3 separate regions of the Homo sapiens genome follow, and all the other regions are linked to region 1. A link is a contact called in ENCODE Hi-C or POLR2A ChIA-PET data. All regions are on one chromosome and are shown on one strand. Each heading gives the region's core, a stretch centred on a gene start or an enhancer-like site at or near the end of the contact. The rest is flanking DNA. Distances are from core to core; before and after follow the strand shown. Region 1 holds the start of IPCEF1 (interaction protein for cytohesin exchange factors 1). Region 2 has its middle 37 kb from the start of TFB1M. Region 3 overlaps TIAM2 (TIAM Rac1 associated GEF 2).

Region 1 (4,641 bases), core at 1,434-3,933:
ATCCTCGGTATGCTGCCCGGGGTTGGAATTGTGTGTGTTTGCTGTGCAGAGGCTGGGCGGACAGAGAGATTTGAAAGAGGGGTATGGGAGGGGCTGAGTTCTTACAGACTTTGAATTACTCTTCCTGTTTTCAGTCCTGTCACCCTATCACTCATTTAGCTCTCTTAGCTTCTTTTGGCTTGAGTTCCGGTCCTCTCAGGGATTCAGCACCGCACACGGGCAATTTCCTCCAACGCCGTGTTCTCCTAACTAATGAGATATTGTGGTTCCCCTGCCTGCCTCCATCTGTTATTGCTCCTCCATCGGCTTTCAGGCTGCCAGAAATCTGTTGTGCTCTCCCAAGTTCTGATGCTTTTCCTCCTTTTTTGGGTTATTGTGGGTTTATATCTTTTTTTTTCTTTTGAGACGGAATCTCGCTCTGTCACCCAGGCTGGAGTGCAGTGGCGCGATCTCAGGTCACTGCAACCTCCGCCTCCCAGGTTCAAACGATTCTCCTGCCTCAGCCTTCTGAGAAGCTGGGATTACAGGCTCGTGCCACCAGGCGTGGCTAATTTTTTGTATTTTTAGTAGAGACAGGTTTCACCATGTTAGCCAGGATGGTCTCGATCTCCTGACCTCATGATCTGCCAGCCTGGGGCTCCCAAAGTGTTGGGATTACAGGTGTGAGCCACCGTGCCCGGCCCTATAAACTTTTTATACTTTTCTCATTTTAACGGAGTCTTTGGGGAGGGAGGGAGCAAATCTGTGGTCAGCCCGTCATCTTGAACTGACAGTCCGGCCGTTTTGAGGATTATTCTAATTCTACAAATCATCTTTGCTCAAAGAATTTAAGTGGCTCTATTCTGGCCCCATAAAGGTAAATAACATGTCTTTTGAGGATATCTTTGATGATGGCATCTAAATGTCTGGTGAGAAGCCAGGCCATGCTGTTGATACCACTAAATTCCTTTAATATCACCTAGTACCATTTTTTTTTCTACGTAAAGCAGGGAACTAGAAGACAACTCAATATAGGGAGAAGATGAGGCAGCACTTCCAGAAATAGAAGTGTACACAAACAAGAAGCCGCTGAGAGAACCTTCATTTTGTTCCTGCTCAAAATGTACAGCATCTTCTTTCATTTTTTCACTCCTCCACAGATTTAGTTTACATTTTATCTTTGTCTTAGTCATTCAGGCTGTTATATCAAAACACCGTAGCCTGGGTGGCTTACAAACAAAAGACATTTATTTCTCACAGTTCTGGAGGCTGGACATCCAAGATCAAGGCGCCAGCAGATTCATTGTCTGGTGAGGACCTGCTTCCTCGTTCCTAGGTGACTGTCTTCTGGCCATGTCCTCATATGGTGGAGGGGTGGGCAGATCTCCAGGTTCTCTTTAATAAGAAAATTAATACCATTCATGAGGGCACTGTCCTCATGACCTAATCACTCCCCAAAGGTCCACCTCTAAATACAATCACATTGGGGATTAGGTTTCTATATATTCTATATATTCTATATATATATATATATATATATATATATATTTTATATATATATTATATATATATATTTTATATATATATTATATATATATATTTTATATATATATTATATATATATATTTTATATATATATATATTTTATATATATATTTTATATATATATTATATATATTATATATATTTTATATATATATTATATATATTATATATATTTTATATATATAATATATATATTTTATATATTATATATATATAATATATATAATATATATATTATATATATAATATATATATAATATATATATTATATATAATATATATATAATATATATATAATATATATATTATATATATATATTATATATATATATACACATACATATTTATTTATTTATTTATTTTGAGTTGGAGTCTTGCTCTGTCTCCTAGTCTGGAGTTCAGTGGTGCGATCTCGGCTCACTGCAACCTCTGCCTCCCAGGTTCAAGCAATTCTCCTGCCTCAGCCTCCTGAGTGGTTGGGATTACAGGCATCTGCCACCACGCCCAGCTGTATTCATTTCCCTAGAAGGTATAGAGAAACAAGAAGCTGGTGTTGAAAGGGAGATTGGGAGGGCAGGAATTTGTAATGAGATGGAATATCTCTGACTTTCAGCCTGCCATTTTCCTTTTCCAATGTGGGAAAGAAAAGTTTTGTGGTTAGAGACTCTTCTATGTCTACTGCAAAAGATGGCAGGCTAAGACTTATTTTTATCCTAAAATACGTTTTACAAATGTGTCTGTACCCTCTCTTTATTAGAGCATTATGAACGATTAGGAAAGGAGGAAAGAGGGAAATCTGAAAGAAGATTGAACCTAAAGAGGTTGAAGTGGCATTTCACCCAAAAATGCTGAGAATGACTCTGCAGATCATCTCACCCTCCATGCCTGTAAATGAACATCCTTGCCTCCAAAACAGGAAAGCAGAACCATGAACTGTTCCACCAATGTGCTCGGCAAATGAATACACTGGGCAGTGCTTAGTGATCAATGAACTCAGGCAGATGGGGTGTGCTTGCCTTACATGTACTGTGTCCTGGATATGGGCATCAAGGAAGGGTTTCATAACAATGAGAAGGAAGAACGTTAGGATTGAGGAAGTGGAGATGATACTTCCTCTTCTTTCGAAAGAGCTTTACTCTCTGATCAGCTTTGAATGTTAGTTCTGGGTTGACTGAGTTTCCAGAGCTGAGGCTGCTTTAAGTAGAATCCTCAAGCTTGGCCTCAGAGTACTATGAGGCTTCTGAATCCAGGAATAAGACTGCTCTTGGATTTACTCTCTTTGTATTGCATGTAAGTAACGTCACTTCTTGGCTGATGTATGAGAGGTAACTGCTTGACAGATCAAGATGGCAAAGCAATGGATACCCTAGCACTCTCCTTAGAGTAGTGAGGTAGGAAATATGACTTTGGGGATGTAATATTCACTCAGCTCTCTGTAATCTGGGAAGCCAGGTGCTAAAGATTCTTTAATTCTGTGAAAGCTTTGAAAGAGGAGAGAGTTGTGTACTCACTCTGCTTTTATGTTTCTTAAATGGGTGTTGTCTTGATAGGTGTTTAGACTGCAGACCACAGGTTTGATTTAGAAAAGCACAATTCAGCATGTATTTGGGTCCTGAGGAGTTCATTTGGGGAAGCACTCTGGGGCCGCCCTCTTTCGAGAAAGTGTGTTCTTTGCAAGGGAGCTTCCTTTGCATGGAGGCAGCTGGGGGACATTTTACACTTTGATAAAGGTCTCAGGCTTGCCAAAATATCTCTGGTATAAAAATGAAAGCTAGGTGTTGTTGGTTCAGAGTCTTTTAGTAAGGGTGTCTGGGGCACTTGATTTTTCTTTGCTGGGGTATATGTGAAAGTATTTAATTATAGAAGTCAGAATTATAACCCACTGAAGCATCTTTGACTACAGCAGTGGGCTCTATTAGTCTTGAGTGGCCTATGTGTTCCTAGTGCTGTCCTTGATAAAGTCTAATTTCTATCGAGTTATTTATTTTATGTAGAAAATTGAAACCGAGGGCTGGGCACAATGGCTCACACCTGTAATCCCAGTACTTTGGGTGACCACGGCGAGAGGATCACTTGAGGTCAGGAGTTTGAGACCAGCCTGGGGGCAAAATAATGAGACCTCATCTCTACAGGAAGAAAAAAAAAAAGAAAGAAAAGAAAATAGAAAATAGAATGCCGGGTGCGGTGGCTCACGCTTGTAATCCCAGCACTTTGGGAGCCCAAGGCGGGTGGATCATCTGAGGTCAGGAGTTCGAGACCAGCCTGGCCAACATGATGAAACCCCGTCTCTACTAAAAATACAAAAATTAACTGGGCGTGGGAGCATGCACCTGTAATCCCAGCTACCTGGGAAGCTGAGGCAGGAGAATTGCTTGAACCCGGGAAGCGGAGGTTGCAGTGAGCTGAGATTGCGCCACTGCACTTCAGCCTGGGTGACAGAGCAAGAGTTCATCTCAAAAAAAAAAAAGAAAGAAAGAAAGAAAAGAAACAGAAATGGAAAGAACACACATTTCTTTCTGCTCACATCATGCAAGCAAGGAAGAAAAGGGTGTAAGTTTGTGTATGTGTTGATGAACTCATTCTTTAATTTACCTTATAATTTCCTTCCATTCCTCTTTTTATAAATCAAGTGTCTTTTCTGGAGTGGGTCCATGTATGAACTATTTCAGGCAAGCTGTGTTAAGCAAATATACATCATCAGAGTATGGAAATAGGAAGTTCTTTCCTGCGGTAGTTTGCTGTGGCAATAAGAGATAAGAAATTACTTCATCACTATTGCCTGAGACTTTCCTTTTGACTCGTGCATCCTTTTGAACAGCTCACTTCTGCTTTCCATCCAGCTTGGAGGCTCTGCAGTGTGAGCTGATAATTGCAGTACAGGTTAACAATTTGCAAGTAGGTCTAATGTGGCAAATGGTGTGTGTGTGTGTGTGTGTGTGTGTGTGTGTGTGTGTGTGTGTGTGTGAAGAAAAATCCTAAAAAATAAGCTTTTTAGCCTTAAAGAGAATCCTGCAAATGGAGGAGTTACTTGTGCTCCCAAGTGCTCAGAACAGTGCCTGCTCTCAGTAAATATTTGTTGAATGAATGAATAACTGGCATAATTCATAAAATGAATGT
Region 2 (4,641 bases), core at 1,146-3,645, 990 kb before region 1:
ATATGCTTAGAATTTATGAACTTTTTAACATAATTATTCTGAATTCTTTTTCTGTCATTTCATGGATCTCCCTTTCTTTAGGGTCCATTGTTGGAGCTCTGTTTCTTTTGAAGATGTCATGATTTTCTGAGTCTTTGTAATATTTGTATCCTTGCATTGGTATTTACACATTTGTGGAGACTGCCACCTTTTCCAGCCTTCACAAGTGTTCTTTGGCAGGAATAGACCTTCACTGTTTATTCTAGCCTATGTTTCTAGATTGGTCAGCTAGTAATGACTCTGGGCAGGCAGAGCTTGCTCTCAGGTTCTCTAGATGACTGGGCTGCTACCTTTGCTCTGAATTTGTGTGGGGCAACTGGCTTGGTTCTGCTATCCAAAAAGACCACTGGCTTAATTCTGAAGTCAGACTGAGCTATGGAATCAGAATTGCAATTGCCTGTGATCTGGCTGAAATAGGAGTATTCTCTGATCAGGTGGTATCACTCTTTGAATCCAGCAGTTGAACAGGGCTGTAGGAGGAGTCTTGAGGTAATGTGGATTGGGACAGATGAACCAACTGCTATACTCAGTACAAATGTACAGTTGAGATTTGCCTCTCTCTCTGAGAAGGGTCTGAGGTGGGCTTTAAACTCCCTGATGTAGCAGAACTAGTGACTGCTTGTTGTCAAAATTCACTCAGGATCTGCTGTGGAACAGAGGCTGGCAAGACTGTCCTGGTGGTTCAGACTGGCTAGTAGTTCTGTGTAGACAGAATTACTCCCAGGCCATGGCAGAGAGGGGCTGGAGCCAAGACAGGGTCCCTTCAGGATGTGTTGTGCAACAGAGGCTGGCAAGCCTGTCCAAGTGGCTCAGATAGGTGTGTCTCCCAGCAGTTCCATGCAAAGGCAGGATCGTTTCCTGACTGCAGTGTGAAGAACTGGAACTGAGACTGAGCCCCTTCATGATTTTCGGTGGGACAGAGACTTAAAAACCTGTCACAAAGGCTTGGACAGGTAAATATCCCAACAGTTCCCTGTGTGGAAAGAATATCTCCCAGGCTGGGGCAGAGAAGTACTAGCACCAAGACTGGGCCCCTTCAAAATCTGTGAAGACAGAGGCCAGTAAGTCTGTCTCAGTAACTCAAATGGGTGAGTCTCCCTCTGCATCCTGTGTGAGCAATACTAAGCTGGGAACACAGCTGAAAGGGACTAGAGCCAAGTTGCAGGATAACTTTCAAGTCTACTACTGAAACTGATGTCAGCAAGCAGATGAGCCTTTCTGCTGAGGCAATAGTGTGCATGATTCCTCCTGGACCCTTTGGAAAATTGTTTTGTTTGTAGGTTCAAGGCAAGCCTTTAGGGAATGGGGCTGGTTTGAGGTTTGAACTCAGAAGCACAGTCAGCCAGTCTGACACCTAGGTGCAGGTCTGCACTCTCAAAACCACTATCCTAGGTCTTGGGCTCCACCAGGTTTCACAGCCTTCTACCTGAATCTCAGAGACCCAGAAGGAGACTTTTTTCTGTGGATGGGATTCTTACTGAGGGAAGATAAGAGCAAGTGACCCCCAATCCTCTAACTGGCTAACATCACTCCATCCAGAAATAACTTTTTAGTGATCAGGGTCCCTTTGAGGTGAAGCCCTTTAAGCTTAATGAGACCTAAAAGAAAAAGTGATCAGGAGATGACCATTTAAAAAACTACTTCAAATAGAATGCAGTTAGGCTGAAATGAACCAGAAACACTGATTCACTGACCTTCCTGAAATGTAAAACACTTTCTGGAACCAAGTGGATCTTTCTCATTGATTTTTCTAAAGCTCCTTAGGGCATCTTTAGTGCCACATAAAAAGTACTTGCCAAAGGAACCATGTAGTTTGTACTAGAAGCTCTTAAGTGAAGAGTTAATTCTCAAAATAGATTTTGGTTATCTCAGATCGCCACAAGATCAAGTGAAGAATCCCACAGATCTGGCTGGGTGCGGTGTCTCATGCCTATAATACCAGCACTCTGAGAGGCCGAGGCAGGCAGATAACCTGAGGTCGGGAGTTCAAGACCAGCCTGACCAACATGGAGAAACCCCATCTCTATTAAAAATACAAAATTAGCTGGGCGTGGTGGTGCATGACTATAATCTCAGCTACTTAGGAGGCTGAGGCAGGAGAATGACTTGAGCCCAGGAGGCGGAGGTTGTGGTGAGCCGAGATCACGCCATTGCACTCCAACCTGGGCAACAAGAGTGAAACTCCATCTCAAAAAAAAAAAGAAAAAGAAAAAGAAAGAAAGAAAGAAAAAGAAAAGGAAAGGAAAGAATCCCACAGATCTCACAATCTTTTTTCTGTCAAATTTTAGTCATTCACTCATTCATTCAGCTAATGTAGCACATATTAACTGAGGCTCCAGTTAACTTGTTAGGCAATACTTATGCCTTCATGAGTGCTCTATCACTTTTTAAAATTGAAACAGAAATAAGTAGATATAAGTAGATTAGAACATGTATCCATTCATCCACATTATCCATGCTGAGACACTTTAAAGCCAAAATTGGGTTTTTTAAATTTTATTATTTATTTATTTATTTTGCCTACGTGGTCATGTCTGATACCTGTTTGGGTAATGATTAGAACATAGTGACAGATGTAGAAATATGACTCAAAACTAAACTGGGGCAGCTTTCCCAAAAAAGTAACTGAAGACTGTGTTCAAGCCTTGCATATACATAGACACCTGCTATATTTGCATAGCCCAGGCTTGCAGGAAACTCTAATCAATCATTTTCTGTGTGTAGAATTATTCAACCAGAAAACCATTACTTATTTCACCAGAAAAATTTTGTTTTTTCATTGCTGCTAGATTAGTTACATCCCATCTCCCCACTTCCCTCTCTTCATCAGCAAACAAAGTTTATACCAAATTATATGGATCAATGTCTCAGCCTATAAGAAATTTTGGTTTATTTTTAAATTTTCAAAAAGGTGGATTCTTTCATTTCTTTTGTTAATGTGCAATAAAAATTCTATCTTCTCTTACATATTTCTTTAATTATATTTATTGAGTGTTCTTCACTGGGCCAGGTGCTAGAAAATTTGTAAACAAAAGGAGAGAAATATTGATTAAATAATCATTAAAAAGTAAGCAATTACAAATCATGATGACTGATAAGAAGGAAAAGTAGAAGTTGCTACCTGGAAAGATAAAAAGGGGGAACCTGATAGAGTTGTGGGATTGGGGGGGTTGTGGGTCAATAAAGAAGCAATGATTGAGCTGAGATTTTAATAAATAGACATTAACTTAGAGGAAGTTCAGAGAGGGGGATCAAGAGAGAGATGAGAACGTTGCAGGCAAGGAAAAATAAAGTATGTGCCAAGGCCCTGAGGCAGGAGGGAGACTGCGCGTTGAAGGACTGAAAGGTTTAAGAGAATATAGGAAATACCTGAGAAAATGGCCAACTAGAAGTAGCTAGTGTGCACTGCTCTCACAGAAAGGAATGGAAGGGGTGCATAAATACAGCATTTTCAACTGATACATCCAGGTAAATGCATTGGGTCTAATCAAAGAAACAATTCAACCCACAGAGAATCGAGAAAAGCAAGGCAGGTTGATAGCCCACCCAGGAGTAACACAGAGCCAGGGGAACCTCCTCTACCCAGGGAGGTGGTGAGTGAATGTGTGACCCCAGGAACCCATGCTTCCCTCATGGATCTTTGCAACTCTTAGGTCAGGAGATCCCCCTGTGAACCCATGCCACCAGGGCCTTCAGTCTGGCACAGAGCTCTGGAGTCTTGGCAGAGCAGCCACTCAGGCACATGCAGAGACCTGGGAGCCTTAGATACCCAGGCTTTCTGGGCTTCCCAACAAAAGCAGCTGCAACTCCAACAAAGTGGGAGGTTAGACCCCTGAATATATCCCTAGGAAGGGAACTGAATCAAAAGGGCTGAGCAGCAACAGCCTGCAGACCCCACTTCCATGGCACCTCGCGGGATAAGACCCACTGGCTTGGAACTGCAGCCAGCCACCGGTAGCAGTGTTACACCTCCCTGAGATGGAGCTCCCAGAAGGAGGGGCATGCCACCACCTTTGCTGTTCGGCCAACTGAGACATTCCAGGTTTCTAGCTTTGGAGAGTCTGAGGTAACCAGGGGCTGAAGTGGGTCCCCAGCACAGCGCAGCAGCTCTATGAAAACATGGCCAGGCTGTTTTTTTTAAGAGGGTCCCCCATCTCATTCCTCCTCACTGGGCGGGACCTCCCAACCACCATCCCTAGCTATCCCCACCAGTGTTCTCCAGCTGACAAGAGGTTTCAAACCTCCCTGGGATGGAACTCCCAGAGGGAGGGGCAGGCCACCATCTTTGCTGTTTGGCCAACTTAGCTGTTCTGGCCTTTGGGCTTTGGAGAGTTTGAGGCAACTAGGGGCTGAAGCAGACCCTCAGCATAGCCCAGCTGCTCTGCAAAAATGTGGCCAGACTGCTTCTTAAAGTGGGCCTCCGATCTTAGTCCTCCTCACTGGGCAGGACCTTCCAACCAGGGCCTTCGGCTACCCCTACCAGTGTTCTCCAGCCAACTGAGGTTTTAAACTTCCCTGGAATGGAGCACTCAGAGGGAGGCACAAGCTGCCATCTTTGCTATTTGGATGACTTAGCCATTCTGTCCTTTGAGCTCCGAAAGT
Region 3 (4,641 bases), core at 1,382-3,881, 810 kb before region 1:
GTACCGTCCTTACAAGTAGAGTCAGTGCTGAAACCATATATACCCTCCAACCTGGTTTAAAATGCCCCTGTCTTATGAATTCTCTCCTATCTCTCCTTTCTCTGCCCTCAAGTCCTCTCACTTAGATGAGTTTACTCTCCTATGTCCCTGGTACAGCATTTGGCAAAGCCCAGCTCACAGGAGAGTCACTTCTAAGTCCCGCACCAGGAGAAGATGAATACCAGCAGAGGCTTTGTCTTCTGCATCCTCATTCTCCCTCAGCCATTAACACAGTGCGTCCCACACCCAGGACACACCCAAAACTTCAGTGCTGAGCTGGATACAACTAGAAATTCACAGTCATATTACAGGCAGAAGGGTAAACGCTGTCCGTTTTCAGTATCTTACTCAAATCTGTTGACATAGTGTCAAGTTCTTAATGCTCTCTGGAAGCTTCGAGAAGAAAAATTAACAGATTATTGAAGGAGAATAAGTTCTGGACAAGAGAAAAGTGTGCAGATAGATGGAAGGATGGAAGGACAAAAGAAATAATCCTATTAAAATCCATTAAACAAGGTGCTGTGCTACAACTGCTCTGAGCAATGGTTTTCTGAGTCTACACTGTTGACCCAAGATCTAGTGAACCATAGAAGAGAAGACGCCTATCAAAGCCAAGGCCATCAAAGAGTAAGACCCTCTCAAGAGAGTCCCTCAATGAAAAGTTAAATGTAATTTTTGGTGTGTGTTAGGCAGACAGACAGACAGACACACACACACACACACACACACACACACACAACCCTCACAAATGTATACAGTTCAAGAAAAGTAAAACCTGGTTATTCAAAGGAAGCACCAAGAATTTAAAATTAATTTATTAAAACTAGAAAAAGAAAAAGCTACTTGGTGCTTACAGATCTCTTAGGTTGTTGTAAGCTTTGCCCATTTGGAGGGAAAGTTGGATTAATTCTCTGAAGGAAGGTCAATGCTATCCAAGTTGAAAATACACATGCTTTAGTTTCAGGAAGCCAGATGAAATATTCTCCAATATTCTTTTCATAAAAAGAAGAGAGAATCCTAAAAATAAGCATTAAAAATGGAGCCATCTGGAAAACTCTTTTTCCAGGTTACCCATGTCAAAGATGCTGCTATGTTAAATTAACCTTTTTAACCACCCAGAATTCCACGGTTGGCTACCTTTGCCAGGACTGTTACGCACCTACCACGCCTCCTACTCTACTTCCTCCCATCAAAGAAAAAAAAAAAAAAAAAAAAAAAAAATATATATATATATATATATATATATATATATATATATATATATATTTCCAACTAGCCTCTTCAAGGTTTCCTGGTCCTGAGAATGCAAATGGAGACAGAAAAAATACAATAATAGCAAGGCAATCCAGGTCAAATCTCAGCCTTGTTAGGGGCTGTTATCTAGTGCCTCTGCACTTCTGTTCCTTCACCTTCAAAAGAGGTTAAAAACGCCAGCCTCGTGGGGTGGTTAGGAGACTGATGGGAGGAATTGCATTTGAAAGACATAAATTGTAAAGATTTTTTTTGGAAGCTGAGGCTGGATCAGGGCATTATACTGTACTGGGAGTAGCTACTGCATTTCAGCGATGGCCACTATAAAGAACTTCCTGAGAATCATCCTTTGTTCCAAAGCCCTGGGCCACTGTTCTGGCCACTGCTGCTCAGATCACCTTGCAGTCAGCTCCAACTGGCCATCACGACACGGGAACATCACTGGGCTGCAGCCACAGTCACTCCAGACTGACTAGTGAACGTCTGCAAATCACTTTAGCTCTCCTTGGAGGGCATTCCACAGAAGTATTTATTATTATTATTATTACATCAATGGTCCTGAAACCACATGTCAAATTACTTATGCTCAGTATGCAGCAAGGAGAAAAAATTGAAACTCCGTGTGTTCTCACAGCAGATGCTTTTGGATCAAATGGCTTGTAATTACTACTTGGATCACTGAAGGGAAGTGAGTAGCAAAATCACAATCTGGCTGTCACAAATGGGCCCAAACCACCACAGTGGCTGATAAAAGGAAAGTCTATTTGCAAGGGAGATGAGGAGAAAACACAAAAGGGAGTTGCACGCTCCCAGTTTTCTTAACAACAGTAAAATGTCATAGAAGAGAAAGTGTTTATTTCCTTCTTGGACTGAGGCCCACACATCGGTTGATATGAAAGAAAAACAAAGATGGATCTAGCTAGCTCGCTAGCTGTATGCATATATATATGCTATGTAGGGTTGTGTATTAATATTCTCTCTAAACAGATTACCATACTGTGGTGAAGAGTAAGCTGTTTCATTCATATTTTCCATTTAAGAAAACAATATTAGGGGGTTTGTTTTGGTTTTGGGGTTTTTTGGGGTTTTTTAGGTTTTTTTTTCAGTTTACAGCTCATGACTAAGATGACAATACTGCATTCACTCACTGCCACAGAAAGTTGGAATACCCCAAGCCAATTTTCCAGAAGAAGGGGCCAAGGCCCAGGGGCTGTCACAATTTCTGCAATGAAGCTTCTGGGGTTGCCGCCATCTGAGCCTTAGTGGGGACTTTGTTGTCACAATCTCCATGACAAACACCTCCCTTCAAAGGCCGTGTAAGACTCACTATTACTCATCCAGACGTTCGTTATGAAAAGCTTTCATTTTTGGCAAGCCAAAGTGTCCTCTAAAAAAATGTTCAAGTAAGACTGGCTTTATTCCAGACTTAACAGATTTTGAATTAGGGTGACTCACTGTTGGGCTGTTATATGATGCATCAATTAGAGTGAAATAGTTTAAAATGCACACGGCCCCTCCCTCACAACAGCCTTTCTGTGTTATAGAAATGGGCGTAATGTACTTATTGTATAAAAATAGGTTTGTGCAGGTTACAAGTATTCTCCAAGAATGATTAGCAGATGAAAAGTAGCAAAATGAAATATTAATTATTTAGCCAGCTCAGGCAGAATTTTAAGTCCCAGAGATATAAAAAAACAAATTACACCCTTAGTTCTATCTGCCATTCTATCTGAATCTAGTTATCTGGGTACGATAGCACAGAAATTACAGAGGCTGCATTAAAATTGTCCTATAAATGAAAGGAATTTCTTCAGTATCCCTACATCACAAGTAATGCTTAGCTAAAACAAATAGGAGTAAAACAAATGCAGAAATCATAGTTTCTTCTCACTCCTTAGAGCATCGATGGGACCTGTTGATTTGAGCCCATCTTAAGCACTAAGCTTAAATTCTCACTGTAAGTGGCTACATCAGCAAAATTTATTTTCAAAGTCCAACATAAACTCTGTTAATAGGAAGTGTACTGATGCTATAGTTTCATAACTTTCTTTTTTCAGGGATGGGGTCTTACTCTGCCACCCAGGTCAGAGTGCAGTGGTGCGATCTTGGCTCACTGCAACCTCTGCCTCCCAGGCTCAAGCAATCCTCCCACCTCAGCCTCCGAGGAGCAAGCCACTACACTCGGATAATTTTTTGCATTTTTGATAGAGACAGGGTTTCACCATGTTGCCCAGGCTAGTCTCAAATGATCCACCTGACTCAGCCTCCCAAAATTCTGGGATTACAGGCACGAGCCACCATGCCAGGCCTCTTAACTTTCAAAGTAAGAATTTTACATTGTTATATAATGCTGGAAGAGATAGGACCCTAAAATTATGGGCCTTTATTACAAATCAGTCATCCTCAGCCATTAAATGACTACATCTAATAGAAATAGGGCATATATAAACTATATCGATTACAAGCTTTCCTGGGAGCCATGACATACGCACTTGACAGAGTGGCTAACAGTAAGAGATGGTAAGTGCAGAGTAAGAACTGGCTGGGTGCAGTGGCTCACGCCTGTAATCTCGGCACTTTGGGAGACTGAGGTGGGTGGATCGCGACGTCAGGAGTTCAAGACCAGCCTGGCCAACATAGTGAAACCCCATCTCTACTAAAAATACAAAAATTAGCCAGCCTTGGTGGCAGGTGCCTGTAATCCCAGCTACTCAGGAGGCTGAGGCAGAAGAACTGCTTCAACCTGGGAGGCAGAGGTTTCAGTGAGCCGAGATCACGCCACTGCACTCCAGCCTGGGCAACAGAGTGAGACTCCATCTGAAAAAAAAAAAATTATTTGGTGGAGGAGAAATTAAATAACACAGCTTCATGGGGATGTTGTGGGTTTGAAAAAGGCACTAGGAAGAGGCATAGGCACATCTGGGATTTCATGCTCTAGGATTTCATTCAGAAATCATTCTGAGGATTTGTTTGGTCAGAAGCAATTCTAGGGATGAGGAGACATTACTCAGGCTCCCCTTGACGGCGCCTGGAGAGACACAGCATAGAATGTACTATCTATGTGAAGATCCCTGACAACCCTGAGAGGAAAATGCAATTTTGTATTCACTGAACTCTCAAACGAAGGTAAGTACTGCTGAGGAATAGAGATGTATAAATCAAAGATATTATTATGACTTCAGTCTAGTCATGTCACTAATTTTAAAATGGAGTTAACATGAGGTTAGATACCTCCAAAATGCTTGGCATTCAAGACTATCTCTTTAGAGAATACCTACTGGGACCATTTTAATTATAAATCTATTTTCAAGGAGTTCATGTAAAGATTCTGAACCAGCATTCCTCGCTTAA

Evidence for each region. Hi-C counts contacts between places; a loop is a spot of excess contacts on that map. ChIA-PET counts read pairs that join two places held with the same protein, here RNA polymerase II (POLR2A). Pooled maps may share reads with other maps.
Region 2: a map with no recorded cell type shows a loop between it and region 1 (16-fold over the local background). The contact joins the enhancer-like site here to the promoter of IPCEF1 in region 1. A Hi-C loop is called at or near these places in 5 of 37 single-sample maps with no recorded cell type and 4 of 50 pooled maps. POLR2A ChIA-PET finds 5 or more read pairs at or near these places in 1 of 52 experiments (WTC11).
Region 3: a pooled map shows a loop between it and region 1 (7-fold over the local background). The contact joins the enhancer-like site here to the promoter of IPCEF1 in region 1. A Hi-C loop is called at or near these places in 4 of 37 single-sample maps with no recorded cell type and 9 of 50 pooled maps. POLR2A ChIA-PET finds 5 or more read pairs at or near these places in 2 of 52 experiments (PC-3 and activated B cell).

Annotation. Positions count from the first base shown.
Region 1 is chr6:154,354,845-154,359,485 of GRCh38, reverse strand. IPCEF1 (interaction protein for cytohesin exchange factors 1) reads left to right here and starts at 2,683. Exons shown (of 12, transcript NM_001130700.2): 1 at 2,683-2,814.
Region 2 is chr6:155,349,553-155,354,193 of GRCh38, reverse strand. No RefSeq gene overlaps it. Among named protein-coding and RNA genes, the nearest start is that of TFB1M, 37 kb to the right of the region's middle. Within about 2 kb of position 2,395, at least 2 of the 41 ENCODE cell types and tissues checked have a DNase peak (open chromatin) inside an H3K27ac peak, as active enhancers do.
Region 3 is chr6:155,169,306-155,173,946 of GRCh38, reverse strand. The region is part of intron 9 of TIAM2 (TIAM Rac1 associated GEF 2); the gene reads right to left. Among named protein-coding and RNA genes, the nearest start is that of CLDN20, 92 kb to the left of the region's middle. RefSeq lists enhancers at 2,091-2,150, 2,181-2,600, 2,641-2,700. Within about 2 kb of position 2,631, at least 18 of the 41 ENCODE cell types and tissues checked have a DNase peak (open chromatin) inside an H3K27ac peak, as active enhancers do; they include PC-3, where a contact is called at or near this core.